2 separate regions of the Homo sapiens genome follow, and region 1 is linked to region 2. Evidence: read pairs that join two places in POLR2A ChIA-PET (ENCODE). Cell type or tissue: HepG2. All regions are shown on one strand. Links, peaks and the distances in the headings refer to the core of each region. The heading gives the core; the rest is flanking DNA.

Region 1 (5,912 bases), core at 361-5,360, 1.6 Mb before region 2:
GCCCTGGTGTTGCCGTTGACTTGCTGTAGGAACTTGGGCAGGTCGCATAATCTCTCTGAGCCTCAGTTTCCCTATGAGTAATGTGGAGCTAATAATGTGAACCTCATAGGATTGCTGTGGGATTAAATGTAAAATGCTTAGCAGTGTGCTTATCATGCAACAAAACTGGGATGATAGTTAGAGTTGGGATCCCAAAAATAGTTTGTGACAGCTGGTGTTGAGAATCCACGTGTCAGCAGGTATGTGGGCAGAGGGCAGGAACACGCAGGCTGCGCTGACGGTGGCTCCTGGTTTCTGAGTCCTGAGGCAGACAGCAGCCCTGGGAAGGGTATAATGAACCCCTGCTCTGTGTTTTTTTCCCCAATATCTGTGGTCCTTACATGACCTTGCAAGGCTATTATTGTTCTTTCCATTTACAGATGAGGAAACCAGGGCTTGGGAAGGCAAAGTGGCTTGCTGAAAATCAGTGGGCTGTAGAGCTGGAATTTCAGTTCAGGCTTGTCTGGTGCCACAATATTCAAACTCCTTTCCTTTAAGCTGCAAGGCTACAGAACCTTGGGGTGCACAGGAAGCCACATGACCCAGTCTTGGGGTGCACAGGAAGCCACATGACCCAGTCTTGGGGTGAACCATGGAGAGCAACAGGCATTGACCTCTCAGGCACACTCCATGCCATCTGTCTTGAACAGGCATATGGGCACGACGTGTTCAGGAAAGAAAGACCTAGACGCTCACCCTCTCTCTCTTTTCTTTTCTTTTTTTTTGAGACAGAGTTTTGCTCTTGTTGCCCAGGCTGGAGTGCAATGAATGGCATGATCTCGGCTCACTGCAACCCCCGCCTCCCGGGTTTAAGCAATTCTCCTGCCTCAGCCTCCCAGGTAGCTGGGATTACAGGCATGCACCACTACATCCGACTAATTTGGTATTTATAGTAGAGACGGGGTTTCACCATGTTGGTCAGGCTAGTAGTCTTAAAATCCTGACCTCAGGTGATCCGCCCACTTCAGCCTCCCAAAGTGCTGGGATTACAGGCGTGAGCCACCGCGCCTGGCCAACATTTTCATATATAGAATACCTCTACAGACTTTTCTTCCTGTGTATAGACATATATTTTACGAAATTGGAATTATTATATATAGGTATTTTTTTGTATTCTGCTTTCCCCCATAAAATCATATTTCATAAATATTTCCATGTCATTTAACATTTTTCCAAAACATGATTTTTAATGATTCCATTGGAATATTACACCTCATTTATACTATAATTTGTTCATGGAACAAATTTGGAAATTTGTGCTGTTTCCTATTTTGTGTGTGTGCTACTGTTCATCACATTGATGAATAGCCTTGTGCTATCTCTGGATATATCCATTGGTTACATTCACAAACATGGAAGCCTTGGATTGAAGGATAGGTACATTTACCCTAACCCAGCCTCCTGTGAGGCCTGTTACAGTCTCACCAGTGAGGGTGTTACTGTGTTGTGAGGGAACTTGCCATGGCCCAGGCAGCCTTGGACATTGTCATTTAAAAACATCTCTGTGGCTACACTTTGGGAGGCTGAGGCCGAGGATCTCTTGAGGACAAGAGTTCCAGACCAGCCTGGTCTATGAGTATAGTGAGACCCCGTATCTACAAAAATTAAAAAATAGCTGGGTGGGGTGGTATGCACCTGTAGTCCCAGCTACTCAGGAGGCTGAGGTGGGAGGATTGCTTGAGCCTAGGAAATTGAGGTTGCAATGAGCTATGATCACGCCACTGCACTTCAGCTTGGGTGACAGAGCAAGATCTTGTTTCATGTATTTATAAATAAAAAAATAAAAAATGAAAACAAGTGGGAGTCTCTGTCATTTTCTCATTACTTGTAGGTACTCTTCATGTATTCCAGATCTTAGTGCTTCTTTGGTTGTATACGTTGTGAATATGTTTTCTTAATTTTGAGAGTTGCCTTTTAATTTAGTTTTTTATTATACAGAGAACTATTACATTTTAATGTCGTCAAATTTATAAACCTTTCCTTTATATTTCTTTTGTTTGTATATTTAGAAGAGCCTTTCCTTTTTCATTATAAAAGTTATATAACAACTTTTCTACAACTTTAGAAGAGAAACAGACAAAGTCATGCCCAGTTCCACCATCTCATACAACCAGGCAGGATTTAATTAAGAGCAAAATCGAGATTTAATCAGCCGCTCAAGCCCTGGTGTAGATTTAGATGATCAATTTCAATAACCTCAGAGCTGACTGGTGCCTGACACCCAGATGCATTGGGCAGGGCATAGATGTGGCAGTGCAGAGGACTGCCTGGTATGGGCCTTCCAGGCTGCGTCCCTTTATTCGCCTGTAAAGGAGGAGGTGGGGCTAACACGCTGGTGTCTTAGGAGGCAAGTGCAGACTCTGGGTTCAGACAGACCCAGTTTCAAATCCCTACCCGGCCACTGGCCAGCTGCAAGCCCTAAGGTTTCCAGCCTCTCTAAGTAAGCGGTTTCCACCTCTGCGAAATGGGGGAAACAGTGCGTCCCTCACGGAATAGTTGGGAAAATGAAAGCAGATGGCAGTCATGCTTCTCAGGCAGGCCCGCGCCCCAGTTCAGTTAGATATTATTATAATTATTGGTTATTATGGGTGGTGTCGATGGTAGCTGTGTTTAGGAATTCCCGAGGAGCCTCCTGCTCCCACCTGCTGTGAATCCAGGTCAAGAGGTGGGGCCCTGGCTGTGTAGAGGGCCACAAGGAAAAGGAGGCCAGGACCGACAGGGCACCGGGTTCGGCCAGGCCGAGGCCACATCCCGGCCGCGCAGAGGGGAAAGGAGCAGGGCTGACCCGGAGGCTGCGAAGGCTCCCCGCATCCCCGGGGCTGGCGCCCCCCCTAACAGCGACCCCATCGCTTCTTGGATCCAAGGAGAGGGGCCGCCCCGCCGCCCCCTCGGTTTCTTATCAGCGATGGCCCGATAAACGCGGGCGATAAGGGCCTCCGGCGGCCGGGGCGTGCAAATGGGGCGGCGCGGCCGTGGTTCCGGCGGATCCGGGCGCGGTGTTTGCGGGAGATAAGCGCGCGACCGCTGCGCCCCGCTGGGTACACAGACGCCACTTAGCTGCGCAAACAGCAGCCGCTCGCCTCGGAACACTCAGCCCGGCCGGCACCGGACACGCGGCCCCTGCGCGCGCCTGGGGAGGACCCGGGGAGGCCGGTGGGGTGCGACAGCGACGTCATCAAGCAGACTCGCGCGGGGTCGGGGTCGGGGCATGGGACTGTGACAGCCCCGGATATGTCAAGGGCACGAGCCTACAGGAGAGTGGACGTGCACCGCGAGCCAATGTGCGCCTAAGACCCGGCCCCGGGGAGCGTTGGGTGTCTGAGCTTGTTGAATGAGGGCAGTGGGTGAGCTAGTGGTATCTGAGGGGCTATGCCTATGACACGTGTGCTTGGGGTCCTTGAGGGAGCCCCCAGGGCATGGTCCTCATCCCTGCAGTGCCCCCTGTAGCCAGGCTGCTGCCTAACAGTTCTCATTCTCCCCTTGGGAACAGGCACCCAGATCCCTGAGTTCCCAGAAGAGGCTCCAGCTTCCCGTTCTCAGCAGGACTGGGTCTTTGGGGCACTGAGCAGGCCCCAGAGCTGGGGCTCCATCAGGTAGGGCCCGCGGTAGGAGAGCCACTGGAGGGCCACCCAGCACCCCTTTACTGCTTCCCTTATCTCAGGGCATCAGCTCCACCCCCAAAACCCTCCTTGTCCCTGTCTCCTACTCCAGCTGCGTTTTTGTTGTTGTTGTTGTTGTTGTTTTTTGTTTGTTTGTTTTAAGACAGCATCTCGCTGTCACCCAGGCTGGAGTGCAATGGCGTGACCTTGGCCCACTGCAACCTCTGCCTCCTGGGTTCAAGCAATTCTCCTGCCTCAGCCACCCAAGTAGCTGGGATTACAAGCGTGCACCACCACACCCGGCTCATTTTTATATTTTTAGTAGAGACGGGGTTTCACCATGTTGGCCAGGCTGGTCTTGAACTCCCAATCTCAGGTGATTCGCCCACCTTGGCCTCCCAAAGTGTTGGGATTACAAGCATGAACCACCACGCCCGGCCTCCAGCTGCCTTTGGCACCCCAATTGGCTGCTGGAGGCTACAGACTTGGGGCCACCACTTTCCTCCTTCTCCTTAGAACACCCCTTACCAAAGGTCATCTGAAGAAGAAACCCTCTTATCCAGGACAAAATGAGCAGCTGTCCCCAGCCTGGAGCAGCCCGTTGAACACAGACTGAACACAGGCATCAGGCTCAGGCAGCCAGTTGAGCACAGAATCCAGCCTGACCCATCTTCAGGCACAAGTCTTGATGACATTTCATGAGCTTGAAAGATTTTGTCCAGTCCTGTTGGGTTCTGTCCAGTCACGACTGTTCCTTCCACGTGCCTTAACCTGCTTTCCCCCCAGCCCCTGCTAGTCCCCCTGCTTCTACCACAACCTTAGCTAAACCCTTCTCTGGCTTTTGCCTGACTCTGCCTGTAAGCAAGCCTACCAAGTACAAGTGTTCAGTTTGTGCACTGCACAAGAGCATCACATCTAGGGGCATGGTTCACACTGTAGTTAAGTGGCGTACATGAGTGTGTACTGTCCTTCCTCAATCAGTAGAGGAGACTCCTCTTACAAAAATGCACACAGGCATTCAGGGCCATGCATGAGGAAGCACACTCACTGACTCACACATATACAAGTGTTTTTGCCCCATCCTAGCCTCACTCCAGACTTCTGAGGTGGCTTCTCCTGCCGGCCTGACACTCTCAGAGATGGGATTCCCAATCCATCCACTCTGAAATGGGGGTGCTTACTAGCTGGTACTGACCTGTCATTCAGAGTTGGGGGGTGATGTGTATGGGTGAGAGTGTGGGTCTAATATGCAGGTAGGCAGGGCTCTGGAGAGCTCCCCTGGGCAGAGCTGCGCAGAGCTAAGAAGTTGTCCATGAAGAGGCAATTTGATCTAATTGCTAGGAGGATGCATATATTCTGGCTACTGATTTAAAATGTTTATGGAAAGTGATACATTGGACTATATTGATCATACCATTAAGAGAATGGAAAGGCACGCTACAGGATGGGAGAAGATATTTGTAAGGGACTTATTTCCAAAAAATAAATAGAATGTTTACAAATTAAAAAGAAAAGGTGGACAATTCAAAAGAAAAATGGGCAAAAGGCTTGGTCAGACAATTCACAACAGAGGATAACCAAATGGTTAATAAACATGAAAAGGGCCCAGCATGGTGGCTCATGCCTGTAATGCCAGCACTTTCGGAGGCCGAGGTGGGCGGATCACGAGGTCAGGAGTTCGAGACCAACCTGGCCAACATGGTGAAACCCCGTCTCTACTAAAAATACAAAAATTAGCTGGGCATGGTGGCGTGCACCTGTAATCCCAGCTACTTGGAAGGCTGAGGTAGGAGAATTGCTTGAACCTGGGAGGCAGAGGTTGCAGTGAGCTGAGATCACGCCATTACACTCCAGCCTGGGCGACAGAGTGAGACTGTCAAAAAAAAAACAAACAAACAAAACCATGAAAAGATGCTCTTTTAATCAATCATCAGGAAAATGCAAATTAAAGCCACAGTGAGATACCACCACCCATCCACCAGAATGACTAAAATGAAAAGACAAACATGATGCCAAGTATTGGTGAGGATATGGTATAACCAGGTCTCATACTGTGTTGATGGGAGTGTACATTGGTACAACCACTTCAGGAAATTGGCCATATCTGCTAAAGTGCAACACATACACACCCTATAACCCAGCAATTCAACTCCTAGGTGTATATACTCAACAGACGTGTGTATATATGTTCACCAAAAGACACTTCCAAGAATGTTCTGCTCGGCCAGGCATGGTCTCATGCTTGTAATCTCAGCACTTTTGGAGGCTGAGGCA
Region 2 (5,912 bases), core at 39-5,038:
CAGCTGTCATACCCTGATAGGTCACATATCCAAATCACTATGGCTCTGACCAAACACAGGTCATGTGATCACTTGTAGAACCCACCTGAAATGTGGAATTAAGAGTAGTATTAATCAGGGCTCTTCAGAGAGACAGAACCAATAGGATGGATGGATAGGTAGATAGAGGAGAGGGAATTTATTGGGGGAATTGGCTTATTTGATTATGTAGGCTAAGAAGTCCCACGGCGAGCCATCTGCAACCTGGAGACCCTGGGATGCCATAGCTTGGCTCAGTCCAACTCTGAAAGCCTCAGAATCAGGGAAGCTGACGGTGTAACTCTCACCCCGAGGCCAAAGGCCTGAGAACCCAGGAGGCCACTGGTATAAGTAAGTGCTGGAGTCCAAAGGCCAGAGAGGCTGGAGTTCTGATGTCCATGGCAGGAGAAGAGGAGAGTATCTCAGCTCCAGGAGAGAGACCAACGCAGCTATTTCTCTGTTTTTTGTTCTATGGTGGGTTAGGGGGAGCTGATTGGGTGGTGCCTGCCCACATTGAGGGCAGATCTTCCCCACTTCCTCCCTTCACATTCACATGCTAATCTCTTCTGGAAACACCTCATAAGTATTCCTTAATCTAGTCAAATTGACACCTAAACTTAACAATCACAAGTGAAGGAGGGCTGTTTTCTCAAAGGAAAACAGGGATATAGTTACCAATAGAAAAGGGAGGCTGGGTGCAGTGGCGCCTGCCTGTAATCCCAGCACTTTTGGAGTTTGTGGCAAGAGGATAGCTTGAGCCCATGACTTCGAGATCAGCTTGGGCAATATAATAAGATCCTTTTTCCACAAAAAATACAAAAATTAGCCAGGCAGGATGTTGTGTGCCTGTAGTCCCAGCTATTCAGGAGGCTGAGGTAGGAGGATTGCTTGAGCCCAGAAGTTCCAGGCTGCAGTGAGCTATGACCCAAACCATTGCACTCCAGTCTGGGTGACAAAGCAATACCCTGTCTCTATTTTTTTATTATTTTATTTTAGACAGAGCCTTACTCTCACCCAGGCTGGTGCAGCATTGCAATCTTGGCTCACTGCAACCTCTGTCTCCCGGGTTCAAGCAATTCTCCTGCCTCAGCCTCCCAAGTAGCTGGGATTACAGGTGCCCACCACCATTTCCAGATAATTTTTGTATTTTTAGTAGAAATGCGGTTTCTCCATGTTGGCAAGACTGGTCTTGAACCCCTGACCTCAAATGATCCACCCACCTGGGCCTCCCAAAGTGCTAGAATTACAGGCATGAGCCACAGAGCCTGGCCTATTTATTCATTTATTTTTTAAGGAGGGGGAAAAAAAGAGAGAGAAAGATGGGCAGACAAAACAACAGATGGTCTTTCCAAATGATCTGTTTGTGATTCTGTGCCAGGAGCTGAGAGACTTAAAAAGACAGCCAGATCTAGTCCTTAATTTTAAAGGGTTTGCAATTAGTGGGAGAGGCAGCTGTTCAAAATAGCTCAAAGTGGCCTGGCACGGTGGCTCACACCTGTAATCCCAGCACTGTGGGAGGCTGAGGAGGGAGGATTGTTTGAGTACACGAGTTTGAGATGACTGTGGGCAACACAGCAAGACCCCATCTCTACAAAAATGTTTAAATAAATAAATATTATTAGGTTGTTGCAAAAGTAATTGTGGGTTTTGCCATTACTTTGACAAAAACGACAATTACCTTTGCACGAACACAATAATATCCAGAAAGATCTTCAAGGCATCAAACAAACAAATACATCATAAGTAAATACAAGCTCAAAGACATGACTTAAGGTAAGAGAAGTAAAGCAAAGTGCAATGACAATACCCTGGAGAAGGGTTAATCCTGCTTGGGGAATATGAGAAAACTTAAAGGAAGAAGGGAGCTTTTCAGCTGTGATTCTAAACATGGGCAGGATTTCAATAGATAACTGTTGGAGGCCAGAGGCAGCATTTTACTTGATATTTGTGTCACCAGAACCTAAAAGTGTCTCAAACACAATTATAGTGGTTTATGTTACTTAGTGAAAGAGTAGGAATCAGGGGATTTCCAGGGACTTCTGCAGAGGGAGTGCTCCCTGAGTGCTGATATTAATGGAACTCAGCTCTAAGGGCTCCCAGGCTCTGTGCCTTTCTATTTCAACATTCCAAATTCCTGACAGAGAGACTCTGAGTAAGCTAGTTCACATTAGTGTTTGCCCTGAGTTTAATAACGCCCGCCAGGCACAGTGGCTCAGGCCTGTAATCCCAGCACTTTGGGAGGCCAAGTCAGGTGGATCACGAGGTCAGGAGTTCAAGATCAGCCTGGCCAAGATGGTGAAACCCCCGTCTCTACTAAAAATACAAAAATTAGCCGGGCGTGGTGGTGAGCGCCTGTAATCCAAGCTACTCGGGAGGCAGAGGTTGCAGTGAGCTGAGATGGCGCCACTGTACTCCAGCCTGGCAGAATGAGACTCCGTCTCAAAATAAATAAATAAATAAACAAAAAATAAATAATCAAAGGCCAGGAGGACAGGATCATATAATACAGATGTGGCTGAAGGGACCCATTTCAGTGTCTGATTGCAGGGAGGAGGGGAAACTCCCAGGAAAAGAGGACCTGTGAGCTAGGCAGGTACACAATACGTGTGAATGAAATGCAAGCAGTGATACGGGGCAGGGAGGTTCTTCAGGCAAAACGAACAGCGTGAAAGCAGAAAGGCATAGGGCTGAAGGCTTGATTAATAATTATAGAATTATGGTGTGAGGCTGGGTGCGGTAGTTCAAGCCTGTAATCCCAGCACTTTGGGAGGCCAAGGCAGGCGGATCACCTGAGGTTGGGAGTTCAAGACCAGCCTGACCAACATGGAGAAACCCCATCTCTACTAAAAATACAAAATTAGCCGGGCGTGGTGGCACATGCCTGTAATCCCGGCTACTCGGGAGGCTGAGGCAGGAGAAACCCTTGAACCCCAGGAGGTGGAGGTTGTAGTGAGCCAAGATTGCACCATTGCACTCCAGCCTGGGCAAAAAGAGCGAAACTCTAGCTAAAAAAAAAAAAAAAAAAAAAAAGACAAAGAAAAAGAAAAAAAAAAGAATTTTGGTGTGCTAGAACTAAAAGGGCTCTTGTTTTTTGTTTTTCTTCTTTGTGATGGAGTTTCGCTCTTGTTGCCTAGGCTGGAGTCCAATGGCATGATCTCAGCTCACTGCAACCTCTGCCTCCTGGGTTCAAGCGATTCTCCTGCCTCAGCCTCCCAAGTAGCTGGGATTACAGGTACACACCACCATGCCCGGCTAATTTTGTATATTTATAATAGAGACAGGGTTTCACCATGTTGGCCAGGCTGATCTTGAACTCCTGACTTCAGGTTGATCAGCCTGTCTTGGCCTCCCAAAGTGCTGGGATTACAGGCATGCGCCACCACACCCAGCTAATTTCGTGTTTTTAGTAGAGACAGGGTTTCTCCATGTTGGTCTTGCTGGTCTCAAACTCCCGACCTCAGGTGATTCGCCCGCCTCAGCCTCCTAAAGTGCTGGGATTACAGGTGTGAGCCACTGCACCTGGCTTAGGACCTGACTCTTATCTGCTATGCTGCATGGTCAGCTGGAGAGTATCTTCCAACAAAAAACACTTTAATGCAAATTCACTAAAGTTAGAATTATGTTCTCTATTTGCAGATGAGGATGCTGAGGTTCAAAGAGGTTAAGGAGCTAGCCCAAGGTTGCACAGCTTCTTCTGTGTCAGAGCCAGGATGTCTCGCCTCAGCTCCCCTCAGCTCTCAATTTAATGCAATTGCTTCTATCAACTGCTGTGATGGTCAAGGGAGGAGAGAATGTGTAGGAAGGAAGAGGAGGATAACAGCTCTAGATTCAACGCAAAGTTAAGTAAAATGACTAATAAGATATTGACGTTTGGGAGGCCGAGGCGGGCAGATCACGAGGTCAGGAGATCGAGACCCTCCTGGCTAATACGGTGAAATCCCGTCTCTACTAAAAATACAAAACAAACAAACAAACAAAAACCTAGCCGGGCGTGGTGGCAGGTGCCTGTAGTACCAGCTACTCGGGAGGCTGAGACAGGAGAATGGCGTGAACCTGGGAGGCGGAGCTTGCAGTGAGCAGAGATCACCCCACTGCACTCCAGCCTGGGCGAGAGAGCGAGACTCCATCTCAAAAAAAAAAAAAAAAAAGATATCAACGTTGATGAGGAGGTCCCTGGTAGCCCTTCAAGAGCTCTGTCCTATGAACAAGAGAGGGCAGAAACCACCTTGATGGAGCAAGTGGGGATGAGGACATGGGGCAATGAATGTGAAGTGATGGGGGTAACTTGAGGAAATAGCAAGGTCAGTATAGGAGAGAGGAAGGATCTTCAAGTCAGAAAGAAGAGAACAAGTGGAGAAGGTCAGGAAGGAGAAGAGAATTGAGAACACTCAAAGAGGGGAGAGGCGGGATCAAGAGCACTTCCATGCATTCATTATTTATTGAGCATCTATTATGTCAGCATGTTGACTGGGGAGTCAAGGGAGCCTGGAACAGAGAAGACACCTCTTCCTGGAACTAACAGTATAAAGAGAAAGATAGATGAGAAACCCTATAAACAGAGCTGGATATGGTGGCACACACCTGTAATCCCAGCTACTAGGGAGGGTGAGGCTGGCGGATGCCTTGAGCCCAGGGGTTCAAAGCTGCAGTGAGCTATGACCACACCACTGCACTCTTGCCTGGGTGACAGAGAGAGGTGCCAAACCCTGTCTCTACTAAAAATAGAAAAATTAGCCAGGGGTGATGGTGCGCACCTGTAGTCCCAGCTATTCAGGTGGTTAGGTGGAAGGATCTCTTAAGCCTGTTAGGAAGAGGTTGCAGTGAGCTGAGATCATGCCACTGCATTCCAGCCTGGGTGACAGAGTGAGACCCTGTCTCAAAAAAAATAATAACAAAATAAGGCCGGGCGCGGTGGCTCACGCCTGTAATCTCAGCACTTTGGGAGGCCGAGGTGGGCAGATCATCTGAGATCGGGAGTTGGAGACCAGCCTGACCAACATGGTGAAATCCCATCTCTACTAAAAATACAAAATTAGACAGGCATGGTGGTGTCCGCCTGTAATCCTAGCTACTTGGGAGGCTGAGGCAGGAGAATTGCTTGAACCTGGGAGGCAGAGATTGCAGTGAGCTGAGATTGTGCCACTGTACTCGAGATCATGCCACTGCACTCCAGCCTGGGCAATAGAGCGAGACTCCATCTCAAAAAATAAAATAAAATAAGGCTGGGTGCGATGGCTCATGCCTATAATCTCAGCACTTTGGGAGGCCAAGACAGGCAGATCACCTGAGGTCAGGAGTTTGAGACCAGCCTGGCCAACATGGTGAAACCCCGTCTCTACTAAAAACACAAAAATTAGTTGGACATGGTGGTGGGCACCTGTAATCCCAGCTACTCGGGAGGCTGATGCAGAAGAATCACTTGAACCCGGGAGATGGAGATTGCAGTGAGCCAGCATCTTGCCACTGCACTCTAGCCTGGGTTACAGAGCGAGACTCTGTCTCAAAAAAAAAAAAAATTAAATAAATAGAAAAGAACTGTGATGAATTCCACAGGAAACAGGATATAGAAATAGGGATTAACAGGCTGTGAATAACTTTAGATAGGAGTGGTTAGACAAGGTCTGTTGGAGTAACAAGGAAACAGCCACGCCAAAGCCGGGGAAGGAAAAGGAACAGCATATGCAAAGGTCCTGAGCTGGGAAGTGGACTGGCTGGAATTTAGTGGGCAGCAGAGATGTAGGTGGGGTAGGCAGGGCCTTGAAGGAGATGAGATAAAGAAGAACTGTATCCAAAGCCCCATGAGAATTGACTGGAAGAAAAGAAGGACATGGTATGAATGATGTGTTAAGCGATACAGGAAAAAACATCATAGCCTTGAAAATATTGAGCTGGGG

What was found. Peaks named below come from ENCODE experiments on the same cell type or tissue, not always from the same donor. Only the 100,000 strongest peaks of a DNase experiment are listed, where the experiment ranks them.
Region 1: POLR2A ChIA-PET joins it to region 2 with 5 read pairs; 1 of 35 experiments calls an interaction of 5 or more read pairs at or near these places.

What each region holds. Positions count from the first base shown.
Region 1 is chr17:43,981,116-43,987,027 of GRCh38, reverse strand. It overlaps a transcript of PYY not described here. Among named protein-coding and RNA genes, the nearest start is that of NAGS, 21 kb to the left of the region's middle. In HepG2, for the core only: a CTCF peak has its summit at 3,488 (motif pointing left); a DNase peak (open chromatin) is centred at 3,157; H3K4me3 peaks cover 1,374 bases; H3K27me3 peaks cover 3,699 bases.
Region 2 is chr17:42,394,811-42,400,722 of GRCh38, reverse strand. No RefSeq gene overlaps it. Among named protein-coding and RNA genes, the nearest start is that of STAT3, 9.3 kb to the right of the region's middle. In HepG2, for the core only: no CTCF peak of the experiment used is centred there; a DNase peak (open chromatin) is centred at 2,142.